Linked DNA regions of Homo sapiens: region 2 is linked to region 1. A link is an interaction called in ENCODE POLR2A ChIA-PET data of the cell type or tissue named here. Cell type or tissue: Caco-2. All regions are shown on one strand.

The links. ChIA-PET counts read pairs that join two places held together with the same protein. Peaks named below come from ENCODE experiments on the same cell type or tissue, not always from the same donor. Only the 100,000 strongest peaks of a DNase experiment are listed, where the experiment ranks them.
Region 2: POLR2A ChIA-PET joins it to region 1 with 5 read pairs; 3 of 35 experiments call an interaction of 5 or more read pairs at or near these places.

What each region holds. Positions count from the first base shown.
Region 1 is chr7:47,696,001-47,698,500 of GRCh38, reverse strand. No RefSeq gene overlaps it. Among named protein-coding and RNA genes, the nearest start is that of LINC02902, 42 kb to the right of the region's middle. In Caco-2, no CTCF peak of the experiment used is centred here; no DNase peak of the experiment used is centred here.
Region 2 is chr7:47,497,503-47,500,002 of GRCh38, reverse strand. All of the region lies in intron 3 of TNS3 (tensin 3), which reads left to right. Among named protein-coding and RNA genes, the nearest start is that of SNORD151, 34 kb to the right of the region's middle. RefSeq lists an enhancer at 2,257-2,336. In Caco-2, no CTCF peak of the experiment used is centred here; a DNase peak (open chromatin) is centred at 1,192.

The DNA.
Region 1 (2,500 bases):
CCCACAAGCTCCTCAATCCTTTCCCTGCTTGAGCTGTGTGCCCTTCTGTCTTCCCACTCTTCTGTTCCTCCAGGGCTCTGCTAGCCAGGTCAACACCTCCACCTCCCAGGTCCCAGCCTGCCCTGGGCACATCCTGGGCTTGTTTCCTCCACCACACTGCACCAGGCAGCACCCTTCCAGTTGTTTTCCATTTTTCAGAAGTGTATTGGAGTTTCATGGCTGATAATAACCCAGCCCTCTCTGTTCTCCTCATATCCTTACCTCCACCTTAAAGAGATTTGGGATGGGTAGTGGTGGATGTGGGTGTTCAGTCCATCATCCTGAGTCAGATCCATCAAAGAGACATCATAAAGGCATTTTGGACTGACAGGAAACACCACCTAAAAATATTCACCTCTGAATGTTGGCTCAATACCTGTGGTCCATGGTGATTTGAGTGGCTAATCTAAGACCCTGCCTTATCTCTGTGCATGGACTCTGTTCATGGACTGCCTGATCTGCTTTCCCTGGCACTCAGGAGGTGATCATTCAACACATATGCCAGAGAGAAAGAAGCAAATCATTCACTGGCCCTTAAAAATGGAAGTGACCCACATTGTTTCTGCTACCTTTTAATGGGCAAAGCAATTCATGCAGCAACATCCAACCTCAAATGGTTTGGGAGAAGTGCCACCTCCCTGGCACCTGGAAGGAGGAAAGCTGGTAAATGCCCATTCTCTTCAGCCAGGTCACTGTCAAGTGATGCAACCTGATATGGTTTGGATGTTTTTCCCTCCAACTTTCATGTTGAAATGTGATCCCCAATGTTGAACGTGGGGCCTGGTGGGAAGCATTTTGGTCATGGGGGCGGATCCCTCATTAATGGCTTGGTGCCCTCCCCATGGTAATAAGTGAGTTCTTGCTCTGTGAGTTCACATAAGAGCTGATGGTTTAAAAGAGCCTGGTGGCCGGGCGCCATGGCTCACGCCTGTAATCCCAGCACTTTGGGAGGCTGAGGGGGGGCTGATCATGAGGTCAGGAGTTCAAGACCAGCCTTACCAATATGGTGAAACCCCATCTCTACTAAAAATACAAAAATTAGCCAGGCGTGGTGGCATGCGTGTAGTCCCAGCTACTCCAGAGGCTGAGGCAGGAGAATCGCTTGAACCCGGGAGGCAGAGGTTGTAAAGAGCCAAGATCACACCTCTCCACTCCAGCCTGGGTGACAGAGCTAGACTCCATCTCAAAAAAAAAATAAAAGAGGCTGGCATCCTTCTTGCTCCCTGTGTCACCATGTAATGCACTGGCTCCCCTCACTTTCCACCATGACTTTGAGCTTCCTGAGGCCCTCCCCAAAAGCAGATGCCAGCACCATGCTTCCTGTACAGTCTGCAGAATGATAAGCCAAAATAAACCTCTTTTCTTTATGAATTACTCGGTCTCAGGTATTCCTTTATAGCAAGGCAAATGGACTAACACATAGCCTGACTCCATAGCTGACCAGAGAAACTCACGTCTTCACCCCTCCATCAGTGGGAATGTGGCATCTTCCTGCTGTGACCCACTCTTCAGGGCACCAGCCAGCTTCTCACCTTTAGATGTTTTCCAGTGGAAATCAGGTATGAGAACTTGATGGCTCTGAATGCCTGGGTGACATGTGCAGCTCTCCCAGTGACTCTCCAAAACCCCTGCTTACTCAACTGGCAGCTTGAGACTGTGAAGAAGTACCTGATCACTTCCCTACAGAGGGACCCAGAATGCACAGTACACCAACATTCTCCCCAAAAAAGGTCTCCACCAATATCTTCTGCATTCCTTATATATCCTGGAGGAGGATAAAGAGTTAAGAGTCTCCAAACAGGTTTCACAATACATAGTCTTTTACCTACCGCTTTGAGCCTTTGGGTATTTCTGGATGTCAAGGCAACAGAAAAGGTTTTATTTAATGTCCTGTTATACTTAGAATCTCAGGGAGAAGGGATCGGAATCTCCAACTCCTCTCTTCCAGGAGGTTTCTATTAGGTTGGTGCAAAAGTAATTGTGGTTTTGCATAACTTTTAACGGCAAAAATGCAATTACTTTTGTGCCAACATAATAGAATTTTAATACTTTTAAATCTTTGAATACTATCATCTCCTTCACCAAGCAAATTCCAGACTTAACATAGTAGTTCTCTTGCCTAAGTAACATACATACATATACATACAGACATAAATTTTAAAATCTCATCTCGTCAGATAGCTGACCCACCTCATGAATATTAAGAACATTGCTCTCGTGGTCATTTTTTTTTTTTTTGAGACAAGAGTTTCGCTCTGTTGCCCAGGCTAGAGTGCAGTGGCAGTGATCTCGGCTTACTGCAAGCTCCACCTCCTGGGTTCACGCCATTCTCCTGCCTCAGCCTCCCGAGTAGCTGGGACTACAGGTGCCCGTCACCACGCCCGGCTAATTTTTTGTATTTTTAGTAGAGACAGGGTTTCACCTTGTTAGCCAGGATGATCTCGATCTCCTGACCTCATGA
Region 2 (2,500 bases), 200 kb after region 1:
TCGAGGGGAAAGAACCGAGGGCTCACACACACGTGCTTACATGTACACACGCATGCATATTCACGCACAGAGACACACACTCTCCTGCCGTCAGCATCGCCGCACCAGAACAGCACATTTGTTAGAATTGATGAGCCAGTATTGATGAGTCCACAGTCTACGTTAGGGCTCACTCTGGGTGTTGTACATTCCATGGGTTTGGACAGGTGCATGATAAGTGACATCCACCATGACAGTACCGTATGGAGTAGTTTCGCTGCCCTAGAAATCCTCTGTGCCGCGCTTCTCTCTCCTGCACCCCGGCAGCCGCTGACCTTTTCACTGTCTTCATAGTGTTGCCTTTTCCAGAATGCCATAGGGTTGGAATCATACATGTGTAGCCTTTTCAGATGGGCTTCCTTCACTTGATAATATGCATTTAAATTTCTTCCCTGTCATTTCTTGGCTTGATAGCTCATTTCTTTTCAGCTGAATAACACTCTGTCATCTGGATGTGCCACAGTTTACCCTCCATTCACCTACTCAAGGTGGGTACTGATTGGTGGCTTCCATGTCTTTCTTTTTTGCTAGTTGTCACTACTGTCAGAAGAACCATGAAGCATCCTTAAATTCTGCTCTTTTTGAGGACACTTTTATTCCTTTTCCTGTAAGATCCCTTTTCTGGTAGGCTGTCCTCACCAATCATTTTTGACTCATTTTAATTAGAAAGTCACTTTACACATTAACACCTTACTAGAGGCATGTTTATACCTGTGTCTCTTTTTCTACTGGGAACTATTACTCCTGACTCCCAGAGTCTGGGAAGTGGCCCCACTGTGTGAATCCCATCAGCCAAGGCCACCATGTGGGCTCTAGGCTCACTCTCAAAGTCAGCAAGCCACATTTGGCTTTTCATGTCAGCACAATTATACTTTGTACAAAAGAATTAAGGTTTCTAAATCCCTAGTAATCTGAGCCTCAATCAGAGGCATTCATTGTGGACTTCTAGGCCTTTCTTGGACTCGAAGGTGGCCAGCAGGACCAAGCCACTGTCAACTGAGGAAGTGCGTCAGCTGGGCGACACCAGCTGCCAGCAGCTCGGGGCCTTGCCCTGTGGGGCTCTGCTCCTTGCACCGTCTCGGCATCTGCGGGGCTTTATGGTGACCCTGCTGGCATTCCACAGGCTGGGAAGTCACTGAGTTCGCCACTTTACACCAGAGGAAACAGGTCTTTGAAACTGGTGGTGACCTTTGGCCGGGCTGACGGGACCATGTTGGCTGTCTGGTTATGAGTGAAGTTCTCGCCCTGTGATGGCAGGTTTGTTTTTTAGTGCGGCATAAGTGTAAGCTATATTTGTGTAGGAAGTCCTAGCCCTGCCCCAAAAAGAGGCCAAAAGAGAATTATGATCTTTTGAAACAAGATATTTGTTTTAAATAAATAATATAATTTTAAAATGTATCCTGTGTTTTCTCTGAATCATCAGTTTTCATTCCACATTGTGTTGTAACAGATGAAACAACACATACCTGGAATGAATCTGCACCTATTTGCCACATCATTTTAACTACGTGGCCAGTAACCTAATTAGCAGCTCTGCAGCCAGCATCTGTATCTGTGTCCTGGGCAGGAGGCTAGAAGGTGCAGCCGGAGGGAGAATGTGGGTCCCTGCATCCTGCACGTGGCTCAGGCCAGGCCTGTCTGCCTTGACTCTCGGCATCTGTGAAATGAGGGTAACTTTCCATGGCACTGTGGTTACATGGGAGGGTAGGAGGCTGTTGGCAAGGGCACCCCGTGCCTGCAAGTGTGTTTTATTGATTAAACTAGGGCTTTCGAGGTGCCCTGGAAATCTTCTTCTGAACCCCACCTCTGTGTCTTTTGACCAGTTCTAACCTGAGAAAGAAGCTCTCCCTGCAGAACCTCCATTACTTGAGAAATAATTTGGACAAGCGTGCTGTTGGTTAAGGTTCACTCCCCACCTCCACCCTGCGGGATGTTGTTGGGTGTCTGTTTACCAGGGGTGTCACGGAGGAGAGAAGGGGCCAGCTGACCTCATGCAGCCAGGCTCTGATGACAGAGTGGGACACCCAGAGAAGATGAGGCCCCTGAATTCAAAACAGATGCCACTTTCATGGTGACAGTAATGAATGTTTGAGTGACTGCCCTGACTGGGTCAGATAGACCAGGGTGGGGAGCCCGGTCCTGGAGGGAGCCCCATATAGCTCGAGGGGCAGGGGACAGAGCAGCAAGGCCAGGCATCCATGGGCACACGTCGCTCCAGTGTAAACAAAAACAAAAGAAAAGAGCACGCGGTGAACATTTCCTGCTCTGTGTGTGTGTGTGTGTGTGTGTGTGTGTGTGTGTTCCATACGTGAAACTCTGTACTAGGCGAATACTTATTTTCTCTTGCCTGGCCTCTTTGGGAGAACAGAAGTACAAAATGGAAATTTGCATGTGTAGCTCTCAGAAGCAGCTTCTGAAACTTTGAGGACTCATAAAAGAGAAGAATGAATAACAGACCTGG